Linked DNA regions of Homo sapiens: region 2 is linked to region 1. Evidence: chromatin contacts called from ENCODE Hi-C data. All regions are on one chromosome and are shown on one strand. The core of a region is the stretch at or near the end of the contact, and the rest is flanking DNA. Distances in the headings are between cores, read along the strand shown. Region 1 overlaps SPTY2D1 (SPT2 chromatin protein domain containing 1). Region 2 holds the start of SAAL1 (serum amyloid A like 1).

Region 1 (6,670 bases), core at 2,597-5,096:
GCTTTTCGGTTTGTCATATCCCACTTTCTATCTCTTGCAGTCCCAGGTTAAGATGAAAGATATCTATCCCAAAATCATGTTAGATAGTGCTCAATGCTGGGTTATTTGGACAGCAAACCAGTCCTGTTTAAAATAAGTAATGCTAATATATGTATTTGCATTTTTCTTGGGGAAAACCTTGCATGGGGCTTTGATTTGTATGGGGCTTTGTAACTCTATGAGCTATATAATGGACAGGGACAGGAAATTTTTGTTTTTTGTTTATTGAGACGGAGTCTTGCTCTGTCACCAGGCTGGAGTGCAGTGGCGCAATTTTGGCTCACTGCAGCCTCCGACTCCCTGGTTCAAGCAATTCTCTTGCCTCATCCTCCCAAGTAGCTGGGCTTACAGGCAGGCACCACCACGCCCAGCTAATTTTTGTATTTTTAGTAGAGATGCAGTTTTACCATGTTGGCCAGGATGGTCTCGATCTCCTGACCTTGTGATCCGCCTGCCTCAGCCTCCCAAAGTTCTGGGATTACAGGTGTAAGTCACTGCACCCAGCCTTTTTTTTTTTTTTTTTTTTAAAGAGATGAGTTCTCACCATGTTGTCCAGGCTGGCGTCTTAACTCCTGGGCTCAAGCTGTCCTCCCGCCTCAGCCTCCTAAAGTGCTAGGATTACAGGCTTGAGCCACTGCGCCTGGCCAGGAAAATCTTAAGTGTTAGTGAAAAAAAATCCACCTTCTTCTGCTTCCAAATCCCTTAATGGGATGGAGTGGAGTGAGTGTGTGCCTCTGCTTATGAGTTTTTTGTATGTCTTCATTTGAATCATATTCATGGTGCCCTTTCCACAATGAAAATGTAAGCTCCTTGTGATTAATACCTATGTTTGTGGTTCTTTTCTTGTAAACAAGGGCAATTTTATATATATCTAGTTAGGTTAGCAGTATTACTTCTCCTTTCTCCTCTCCCTTTCTTTCTCCCTTTTCTCCTTTAAATATTGAGCCCCTATCCACTATGGAAAGAGTCTAAAATTAAATTTACAAAGATATGGACTTTAAAGGATCTCACTATGGCCTAGCCAAGGTGACTGGGAAAGAAATCTGGATGCTGTCTTGGGACTTCTCTCTATTAGGGATATGTCACTTCTCAGCATTGCTATCATGCAAGATTTTCAGGTTGAATTAGAGCCTGCTTCCTTGGCCAGCTGCTTTGTTGGCAGACTAATTTAGTTGAAACTTCCAGCCTGTTTCAAGATACGTCGTATTTGGCAGCCTTATAGTAAGCACATATCTTTTGGTTTTCCTCCAAGAATTTCATACATATTTGGGAATACTTTTTTGGTTCCTAAGTTGTTCCTAAGTTGTCTCAATTTGTTCTTGGACATGTTTCTTTTTCTGCTAGCCACAGCAACAGGTACGTTAGATGAGAATGCATCTGCCTAACAAAACAAAAAAAGGAGGATACTTTAAAAATCTTATTTCCTGGATTTAATGTGGAATGGTCGTAGAGGTGAATCATCCCTGGTCTGAATTTATTTTAGCTCTATGTTCGTCATATTTCTCTCATAATAGGTACTTATAAAGTGGAAATATTTTTCCTTTTATAGTTCAAATTAACATTACTTGAGTTTAGTAATTTCTTGATGCAGTTATATAAAAACTGAGGTCCAGAGACTTCATCTGTGCCAGGATAATGTAAGCTTTTTTTGGGTGTTATAGGAACCTGTCTAAAAAGGAGGTTGTGAGGCAAATTAACATTTAGTGAACATAAGAGCTACAGTTAAAGGTTGCTGGGAATTGGGCCTTTATTGCATAGATTTTTTGAAATGCTTTTTTGCTGTGGTTTGCCCCAGCCTTTGTGTGTGGTCAAAGTAAAACCTCAGTGTTTCCGTGTTCTAAGCAAAATAAAACATGTAGCTATGAGTCTCTACTAGGAAATCATCTGGAGTAGTCAGGAGAGAAAATAGTTGTGAGGAGTAGTTTTTTCTGTTCGTTTGAAAAGTTGGACTTTGAAATGCTTCTTTCTAAGGCAGGCTATTTTTAAACTCAGAATTTTATACATTTACTTACTTACTTACTTACTTATAGATTGATGGATTGAGACGGAGTTTTGCTCTGTTGTCCAGCCTGGAGTGCAGTGGCGCAATCTCGGCTCACTGCAACCTCTGCCTCCTGGGTTCAAGCCATTCTCCTGCCTCAGCCTCCTAAGCAGCTGGGATTACGGATGTGCGCCACCATGCCCGGCTAATTTTTGTATTTTTAGTAGAGACGGAGTTTCACTATGTTGGCCAGGCTGGTTGCTAACTCCTGACCACAGGTAATCCTCCCACCTCAGCCGCCCAAAGTGTTGGGATTATAGGCGTGAGCCACCGCACCTGGCCTAAATCAGATTTTTTTTTTTTTTTTTTTTTTTTTGAGACGGAGTCTTACTTTGTCGCCCGGGCTACAGTGCAGTGGCACAATCTCGGCTCACTGCAACCTCTGCCTCCCGGGTTCAAGCAATTCTTCTGCCTCAGCCTCCTGAGTAGCTGGGATTACAGGCACCCGCCACTACGCCCAGCTAATTTTTTGTGTTTTTAGTAGGAATGGGGTTTCACCATGTTGGCCAGGCTGATCTCGAACTCCAGATCTCATGATTCGCCCGCCTCCGCCTCCCAAAGTGCTGAGATTACAGGCATGAGACCCTGAGCCCAGCCTAAATCAGAATTTTAAAACACAAATAATCGATTCTTCTAAGTGGTGATTTCATTTAGTTACCCAGTCCAGGTTCTTTTTTGGAAAATAGCCTGAAAACAGTGTTTCTGTGAATTGTTCATTTATGCATTATTTTGGGATGTTACATGGAAACTTTGTACCCCAAAATCACCATACGTAATAAATAGTCTGAAATTTTATAGCTAAGCTTTATTATGGGTTATATGATCTCTCAATTATTCAGAATAGGTTTCACAGTTAACATTTATACCTCTTATTACCTGGCACAGTGCCTTATACCTAATAATGTATTTTAAAAGTTGAATTGCTTCTAACTTTTACTGTTTTTGTTTTTAGAAAAGGTATAGTTTGGCAGTGGGGCCTCCAAAAAAAGACCCAAAAGTTAAAGGTGTCCAATCAGCAGCTGTACAAGCTTTTCTTAAAAGGAAAGAAGAGGAGCTGAGACGAAAAGGTATGTATCTATAGCCTTATTCTCAATTTTAAAGTATTCCATCTTCACCATCTAGCTTGTACTAAACCAGTGGCTGTCTATAAAAACATAACAGGCCAACAGATTTGGGAGGGTGTGTGTGTGTGTGTGTGTGTGTGTGTGTCCAGGTTAACTGACTGTATTCATGGCTTTACATATGTTACCTCGATCATTTGTATAAACGTTTTCTTTTTTTCTCCCCTTGAAGTAACAGCTTTTTGGGGGTTAGTAGCCATGTCTTCTAATTGGCCATAGTAAGTCCCCAGTAAGAACTCCATTCTTTCTTTAATCTTGGTTCTGAAAGTGTTTCTACCCATTTTGTATTTTAATTTTTATTAACAGAATGCTATCTAAAAGGCTAAAATAGAGATAAGTTTTAAAGTCTTTATTTCGAATAGTTCTACTTCATGCAAATACAAAGAAACTGATTCAATATGTTTAAGTATTCATTGAATCATAATTAATAACAACTACTAAGTGGATACTAATGTTCTCTTAACTTGGTAATGTATTTGGTTTGAAGTATTTTGTATATTTAAAGCTGAAAACCAAGTCTCCCACTTGCTTAGTCATATAGAAAAACCCATATGTCTCCCACTCATTATGTAAAGATGACTCAATTGATACTTGTTCACATGACTTCCTCATTTGATTCCTAGATGTCTTCAAACTGTAACCTGAACGTTGTGTTTTCACTTGAGCATACTGCAATCTTGAGATCTCGAAGTAATAACATATTCTTGTTTTGTCCCTTTTAGCCTTAGAGGAGAAAAGGAGAAAAGAGGAACTAGTGAAAAAGCGAATTGAGCTCAAACATGACAAGAAAGCAAGAGCTATGGCCAAGAGGACAAAGGATAATTTCCATGGTTACAATGGGATTCCTATTGAGGAAAAGTCAAAGAAGAGGCAGGCAACAGAAAGCCATACCAGCCAAGGAACCGACCGAGAGTATGAAATGGAAGAAGAGAATGAATTCCTCGAGTACAATCACGCAGAGTCAGAGCAGGAGTATGAGGAAGAGCAAGAACCTCCCAAAGTTGAAAGCAAACCAAAGGTCCCCCTTAAAAGTGCCCCACCACCCATGAACTTCACTGATTTACTCAGGCTGGCTGAGAAAAAGCAGTTTGAACCAGTGGAAATCAAGGTAGTGAAGAAATCAGAAGAGCGACCTATGACCGCAGAAGAACTTAGGGAGCGAGAATTCCTTGAACGAAAGCATAGGAGAAAAAAACTTGAGACAGATGGAAAACTACCTCCAACTGTGTCCAAAAAGGCACCCTCTCAGAAAGAAAGTGTGGGCACAAAACTTAGCAAAGGTTCTGGAGACAGGCATCCTTCTTCCAAAGGAATGCCCCTTCCTCATGCTGAGAAGAAATCAAGACCCAGCATGGCCAATGAGAAACACCTCGCTTTGTCTTCATCCAAATCCATGCCAGGAGAGAGGATCAAGGCAGGATCTGGCAATAGCTCCCAACCCTCACTTCGTGAGGGCCACGACAAACCTGTTTTTAATGGAGCTGGAAAGCCTCATTCCAGCACCTCTTCACCAAGTGTCCCAAAGACTTCTGCTAGCAGGACTCAGAAATCTGCTGTTGAGCACAAAGCCAAAAAATCTCTGTCCCATCCTAGCCATTCCAGGCCTGGGCCCATGGTCACCCCACACAATAAGGCTAAGAGTCCAGGTGTCAGGCAGCCAGGCAGCAGCTCTAGCTCAGCCCCTGGGCAGCCCAGCACAGGGGTTGCTCGACCCACAGTTAGTTCTGGCCCTGTGCCTAGGCGCCAGAATGGCAGCTCCAGCTCAGGACCTGAGCGATCAATCAGTGGGTCCAAGAAGCCAACCAATGACTCAAATCCCTCTAGGCGGACAGTCAGTGGTACATGTGGCCCTGGACAACCTGCAAGCAGCTCAGGTGGCCCTGGGCGACCCATCAGTGGTTCAGTTAGTTCTGCAAGACCCTTGGGCAGCTCTCGTGGCCCTGGCCGGCCTGTGAGCAGTCCACATGAACTTCGACGACCAGTGAGTGGCTTGGGCCCCCCGGGGCGGTCTGTCAGTGGCCCTGGGAGATCCATAAGTGGCTCAATTCCAGCTGGACGGACTGTCAGTAATTCAGTCCCAGGAAGACCAGTGAGCAGCTTGGGACCTGGGCAAACAGTTAGTAGCTCAGGTCCCACTATAAAGCCTAAGTGCACTGTTGTCTCCGAAACAATTTCTTCCAAGAATATCATTAGCCGGTCCAGCAATGGACAGATGAATGGAATGAAGCCTCCCCTATCTGGCTACAGAGCTGCCCAAGGTAAAATTTCCCCTCACCCGAAAGAGTATATATTTGTCATTAGGAAATTGGAAAGAGTTTTTATATTATCAGGGACCCTTTGAACCCCTCATGTGCTGTCCTTTAATGTGCTGTAGTGTTGATAGAATCGTGATGTTTTATCTGCCTTGTGGTTGAGAGTTCCTTGTTTTTTTGTTTTTGAGACAGGGTCTTGCTCTGTTGCCCAGGCACAATCACAGGCTCAAGCAGTTCTCCCACCTTAGCTTCCCAGGTAGCTGGGACTATAGGCGTGTGCCACCATGCCTGGCTAACTTTTTATTTTTTATAGAGATGGGGTTTCAGTATGTTGCCTATACTAGTTTCTAACTCCGGGGCTCAGAGATCCGCCTTCCTCAGCTTCCCAAAATACTGGGATTATAGTCATGAGTCACTATTCCCTGCTGAGAGTTCCTTTAATGGCTTGGAAAGGTCTTTAGAAAGAGACTTGTCTAGGATCTCTGTGTTCACCCTTGAAATGTCCCTAAGTGTGATAAACTTAGCTTTGTGATTTGTGAACATTCAGGGTGAATGTACGTGACTTACATATGTATGCTGCAATGGATGAATTAATCTACTTTTTCCTGAGGACTAAAGAGACCTGTCTTCAAGGATCAGGGTATAATCGGAAGCTTATTCAGCAGATATTTCTTGGGCACCCATTATGTGCCAGGAACTGTTTTTAGATTGTACTTGTGTTTCTGCTTGTTATAATGGTTAGTATCAAGATCCTAAACACTGATCCTTCAGGAATCTGCTGTCCCAAGGTATATGATCATTGGTGGCACCTGCTAGCTGCTAGGTCGTACTTGCTTTATGCTAATAGAGATTTATTAAAGCACTTGTTAGGCTCCACGGAGAATATAAAAAGGAACCAATGATTGAATTACTTGTTTTAAATTTCCTAGTTCAACTAGACCATTGATTCTTAACAAGGGCAATTTTGCCCTCCAGGGGACTTTTGGCAATCGTCACAACTGGGGATGGGGGATGCCACTGGCATCTACTGAATAGAGGACAGGGATGCTGCTGACAAACAATGCATGGGATAGCCCCCTGACAGCAAAGAATTATCTGGTCCGAAATGTCATTGAGCTAAGGTTGAGAAACTAAGCTAGGGAGACAAGCCATGCATATTAAAAACAACCGTAGAAGAACAAAAGAAGTGTCTGTAATCAAAAACTAGAAAGTAGTTG
Region 2 (6,299 bases), core at 1,590-4,089, 510 kb after region 1:
CCTGGCCAGCATGGTGAAACCCCGTCTCTACTAAAAATACAAAGAATATTAGCCAGGCGTGGTGGTGGGCACTTGTAGTCCCAGCTACTCGGGAGGCTGAGGCAGGAGAATGGTGTGAACCCGGGAGGCGGAGCTTGCGGTGAGCCGAGATCGTGCCACTGCACTCCAGCCTGGGCGACAGAGCGAGACTCCATCTCAAAAGATAAATAAATACATTAATTAATTAAAATAAAATAAATAAAAGAAATGAGCTGGGTATGGTTGCTCATGCCTGTAATCTTAACACTTTTGGAGGCTGAGGTGGGAGGATCACTTGAGATCAGGAGTTGGAGACCAGCCTGAGCAACACAGGGAGACCTTCTGTCTCCAAAAAGGTAACTCTCTGCAAGCCTGACTGCTGAAACTGCCTCTTGTAAACGGAGACCAGTTTTATCTAACAACTGCTGAAACAACCTACTGTGACTCTAAGACTAATTTTACCTGCTGCCATCTCTCACCAATCCTAGCTTGCAAGCTCCCCCAAACCTTACTAAAACCAATAAAATTTCTTTCAAAACAACGTGTAACATTTCTCCTTTTTATAAAAGCCCCAACCTTCTCTTTGTACTTCAGATATATTGAAGACGCCCACCTGTCTCATCTGTGTGTATGCCCTGAATTGTAATTCTTACTTTCTAAATCAATTGCTTTAAATTTAGAGATTCATCTCTATGTTTTGTTTGACTTTGACGTAAGTATCACAGTAATTCTAGGCAAACATTGGACACCTTCATTATGTTTTCTAATATAGTTATGACTGAGTATTTAAAATATTCATGTGGACATTTTATTTTAAATAATTTCGGCCGGGCGCGGTGGCCCGCGCCTGTAATCCCAGCACTTTGGTAGGCCGAGGCGGGCGGATCACGAGGTCAGGAGATCGAGACCATCCTGGCTAACACGGTGAAACCCCGTCCCTACTAAAAATACAAAAAAAAAATTAGCCGGGCGAGGTGGCGGGAGCCTGTAGTCCCAGCTACTCTGAAGGCTGAGGCAGGAGAATGACGGGAACCCCAAGGGGCGGAGCCTGCAGTGAGCCGAGATCGCGCCACTGCACTCCAGCCTGGGCGACAGCGAGACTCCGTCTCAAAATAAATAAAATAAATAAATAAATAAATAATTTCATGTCTCCATTCCTGTTTGGTCATTATATTGATATTTTTGAAATTTCATGTGGAAGTAGCTTATATCATCTATAAATTTAATTCCATTAAATCAAAGTGGGTACTTGTAAATCAATTCCATCATAGGTAATTTTTTTAGTTTAATGTTTACGATTCTTATGGAGAAAGAAGTGTTTTTCATTTACCTTTGCATGGGTGCTTAAAATACACATTTCTATTTCAAGATGACACTGAAAAATTCTTCTAATATAACAGCAGCAAAAATGTAATTCTGCAATTACAAAAGTGCTAAACTGAAATCCATAATTAAGGTTTTCTCATGTTTACAATTGTGGTTCTTTAATCAATACTAATACTATGCAGGTCTGTTGTAAGGTTTCTAGATTCGGTTTAAACACACGCACACAATACTGTCAGTTGTAGGAGGCTTTACAAGTTATATTTCATGCACTTTTTTTTAAAGAGTTCTAAAAGAGCCAACCAGTCCACAAGACAGACAGAAAAAAAGTTAAATTAACTGGAGTAAATTGGACTCTTAACATTCGAAACATGCAAGATTCTGCAGCAAACTGGGAGTACTTCAGGATTGGCCTGCTATCTTCCTTAGTATTAATTTCATCTTAACAGTTTAAGAAGTTGGACATTTTAACACCATCAAGCGCATTTAGGTGACGTGTTTCTTGTGTGTTAACTTGGCTCCCCGGAATGATCTAGTTAGTGAACTAGTCACTAATAATTTGGTCACCAGGCAAATCAAGCCTACACGAAAGGAAGCGACTATTCAAAATACCGTAGTATCATCTGAACCTACCCAAATAATTTATGTTCAACATAAACATGTAACTTCAATAATGAGATGACTCATTAATGAGTCAAGCTCCTCCAACAAGACAAAGACAACATCTCTTCTTCTAAGGTTTAAGTTTTGCATAGAAATCCGGATACATGGAATAGCCCATACCAACAGTCATTGCTCCTACAACAAAGCTGGACTGCCACACGCATGTGGATCAGGTGACGTGATATTTTAGTATTTCCCCTGCTTTTCAATTTGTATAATCCGTATGCAGCAACTACTGCAAAACCTGCCATTCCAATGGGGACAAATGGTGCCTCTTTAGTTTTTCGAATCACTTTGGATCCCTGGAATCCCTCACAAGCCATCCAGCTTCCCCTACGGATATTTTTAGGAATGGCAACAGTGGCCAGAGATCAGAGGATTATATTATTAGGGTTATACAACTTTTATATAAAAAAAGTGGCTTCTGACCAGGCGCGGTGGCTCACGTTTGTAATCCCAACACTTTGGGAGGCCGAGGCAGAAGGATTGCTTGAGCCAGAAGTTCGAGACCAGCCTGGGCAACATAGATCAGAAGGCGAATAGAATAAGTCCGCTAGCTTTGAGATTCACATCTGTTCCTGAGGCTTCCTCACTGCTCCCCACCCTTCCTTCTTCAATCAGTCTAAGAGCTCCTGGAGAAATGGAACACCTGATTCAGTGAGGGTGACAAATAATTATGAGTATGTTCGTGCCAGGGTCCTCGATAGGATGGGGTGGGGGAGGTCAAGCCGCCTTGGCAGCTGGCCAGGCTCCGAACAGCAGATGGCGCTGTAGGGGGAGTCCCACCGGGTACGCCGGGCGCTCTGGCACTAGGGCGCCGGTCGTCTCCTCCGCAGCTTCCGGCACGGCCTTCAAGCGCGGGACGCGACAAAGTCATGGACCGCAACCCCTCGCCGCCGCCGCCGGGTCGCGACAAGGAGGAGGAGGAGGAGGTGGCCGGTGGAGACTGCATAGGGAGCACGGTCTACAGCAAACACTGGCTCTTCGGCGTCCTCAGCGGACTCATCCAGGTGTGGAAACTCGCGCCACGCGTGGGGTGTCCCTACATCCCCCAGGCACCGGGGCTCCGCCTCTGGCGAATCCTCCTGCCCCGGGAGCCGCCATCCCCACAAAGACCCCTCCCCAGGCGTGCGCTGCGGGACCTTGCTCCTTGCGTTTCGCCGGCCGCTGCGGACCCCAAAACTATCTGGGCCCCCTCGGGGTCTCTCGACACAAAGGGAAGTATAATGGTAGGGATGCTGAAATACTTGCCGTTCTATTTTGCTTTCCCAAGTTCTCCAAAAATACATGATCGTGTAACTGCATTCCTCGGGTTTTGCTCCCCATCCCCACTGTCATTTCTGAAGCCCAGGTCCTTAATTTATGTATTTCATGGACTATCGTTGTAATAGAATAAATGGTGACTTTAGGGTTATACAACTTTTATATTAAAAACGTGGCTTCTGACCAGGCGCGGTGGCTCACCTCTGTAATCCCAACACTTTGGGAGGCCGAGGCGGAAGGATCGCTTGAGCCAGGAGTTTGAGACCAGCCTGGGCAACATAGACCTGGTTTCTACAAACTTAAAAAAAAAAAAAAAAAAAAGCCGGTCGTGACGGTGCACGCCTGTAGTCCCAGCGACTCAGGAGGCTGAGGCTGGAGGATCGCTTGAGCCTGAAGTTGGAGGCTGCAGTGAGCTATGATCCAGCTTCTGCACTCCAGGCTGGGGGACGGAGTAAGACCCTGTCTCAAAAAAACAAAAAACGCAGCTTCCTTACCCACTAGCTGCAGGTCACCTAACGGCTCAGAACCTCTATTTGTCCCTTAATTTCTATAAAATGGGATTATAATATTTATATTATATATAAGGTTATTGTGTAGGTTAAGTGAGATTATAATGGCAACAGAGTGCTTAGCATGGTGTTTGGCTTATAGGAGGCTGTCAGTAAATGTGTTTTCTTCCCCCCATGTTTCCCTAATTGGTTCCTCTCCTCCTATTGTCTATCCTCTCCAGTCAATTTTCTACACAGCTGCCAGAATAATCTTCTTTAAAGACAGGGCTATTCATGATACTGCTCTTAGTTCTTTTTGCCTGGGAGAAAAATGCATGTTTCTTGAAGTTTGGAATCCAGGGCTGTTTGTACATTTTCCAGCCTCATCTTCTCATGATACACTGTGTTCCATCAACTCTGAACTGTTCACCATCCCCAAACATGCTAGGCCCTTTCTTAACTCTGAACTCTTGTGCTTTCCTCTGAATACTCACTTCTCTCCTTCTTCACATGACAAACTACTATTCTTCCTTTAAAATTTAGCTTAAATATCAGCACCTAAGGGAAGGTTCCCCATCTTCTCCTAGGAATAGGTCATTGGTCCATCGTTTTTGCTACCAGAACTCTTTGTCCACAATTCAGTTGAATCACTTTGCCTTTTCTAATATGACTATCCCTTTACATGTCTTTCCCCACTAGATCCTAAAAGTTAAAAAAAAAAAAAAGCTTAAATGTAAGGGATTATATCTTACTTGTCTTTGTATATCTACCCCAGTGCCTAGCAACAGTATTTACTTTGTGAATGTTGAAAGAGTAGATCTACCCAAGGTACTACATTTTTAAAAGAAGATTTTTGCAAGAGAAGATACTTTGCTGATAGCCTCTTTGTGACTTCTAAACGATTATGGGTTAATATTAAAGTAAGTGCTCACTTAACATCAGTAGGTTCTTGGAAATTGTGACTGTAAGCAAAATTACTGATAATGAAACCAATTTTACCATAGCTAATTGATATAAACAAGAGTTAAGTCCCTGTGGCATATTTCTGGACACAAGAACATCACCAAACTTCTAAATGAGGACCTAAAACACTTCTAATATTAAACATTGAGATAAATGTGAGCTATAATACGTTTAGGAAAGGTTAATAAAAACAAGATAATTATTCACCCAGTTTTGGTGAGTTAGTGAGTGATGGTGGTTGTAGTGATTATCACTACAACCTTTATTCTTTGATTGTGTTAAATCAAGGAATAAATGTTTACAAAGCAAAAATGATCACCTCTTACTACTGTACAGTCCAAAAACAATAACAAATAAGGCAGGCTTACTGAGCACTTTCCTACCACATAATTATTGTCACGCATCTCTATGGTTATTGTCTTCTTTACAGATTTTTGTTTTATAATAATTTGTATTCATCCATTTCCCAACCCACTTGCTCTGGTTCAGGGTTGAGGGTGGCTGGAGCCTGTACCAGCAGTTCAAGGTGCAAGGCAGAAACCAGCCCTGGACAGGATGCCATCCCATCACAGGTACACACACACCCACACTCACTCAGATTGGGACCATTTAGATACCCGTTGTGCTAATGTGCAAATTTGGGGGATGTAGGAGGAAACTAAAGTACCTGGAACAGACTCATGCACTCTTGGGGAGAACATGCAAACTCCACACAGACAGTGGCCCTGGCCAGGAATCAAATTTTTTTCTCATCAGCGTTACGAGGAAATGTTATTTGATCACCTGCTGTATTTGGGTACCTGGTTAGTATTGTAGACAACTTTTATTCATGTTTTCTTTCTTTGTGTTTCTGAAGATTGTTAGCCCTGAAAACACCAAATCTAGCTCAGATGATGAGGAGCAGCTGACGGAGCTTGATGAAGAAATGGAGAATGAAATTTGCAGAGTATGGGATATGTCAATGGATGAGGTATGAGGCTGGAAACAAAACTCTGAAGACTGTTGGGTGAGGAGATGGTGAATGAATGTTTTAAAAACGGTTCAGTCCTTCACTCTGGGGAAAGGCTTTATCTCCTGTCTGTAATCACACCCATATATGATATAGGGAATGAGATCCCAGGGGCTATAAATGCTAAACTTCTGTCTTTGAGGCTGGAGGATTTGAGCTCTCAACAGATTCGGACTAAATACGTAGCTCTTATGAATGTATTCCTATACACATGTAGGCCGGGAAAGTTCTGATACTTACCTACCTAAAGAGAGCTCTGGCCATATATTTGACAGCAGGTTAGGAGTTAGAAGACCACTGATATACCATGATAATATTAGAAGGAAAGGACAATAAATAATTATATGTCTGTAATTGCAGTATTAATCATAGTGTTTTAATATCTGTATTTTATTCTATAGCTCAAAAGCATTTTCATATATAGTATTCTATTTGATCTTCACAATAACCCTGTGATGTAGGTAGTACCCTTATTTTACAGTTAAGAAAATAGAGGCCAAAAGACATTAAATGACCTATGTAATCTTTCTTGTTTTATTACCTGGACTTTAGCAATAGCTTCCTGATTAAAA

The links. Hi-C counts contacts between places; a loop is a spot of excess contacts on that map. Pooled maps may share reads with other maps.
Region 2: a pooled map shows a loop between it and region 1 (5-fold over the local background). The contact joins the promoter of SAAL1 here to the enhancer-like site in region 1. A Hi-C loop is called at or near these places in 6 of 50 pooled maps.

The regions. Positions count from the first base shown.
Region 1 is chr11:18,613,352-18,620,021 of GRCh38, reverse strand. It overlaps SPTY2D1 (SPT2 chromatin protein domain containing 1), which reads left to right. Exons shown (of 6, transcript NM_194285.3): 2 at 3,033-3,147; 3 at 3,924-5,459. Among named protein-coding and RNA genes, the nearest start is that of MISFA, 17 kb to the right of the region's middle. RefSeq lists an enhancer at 3,210-4,409. Within about 2 kb of position 3,846, at least 2 of the 41 ENCODE cell types and tissues checked have a DNase peak (open chromatin) inside an H3K27ac peak, as active enhancers do.
Region 2 is chr11:18,102,622-18,108,920 of GRCh38, reverse strand. It overlaps SAAL1 (serum amyloid A like 1), which reads left to right and starts at 2,839. Exons shown (of 12, transcript NM_138421.3): 1 at 2,839-3,014; 2 at 5,575-5,688. The coding sequence starts at 2,880. It also overlaps the pseudogene HIGD1AP5. RefSeq lists enhancers at 2,634-2,683, 2,834-3,093.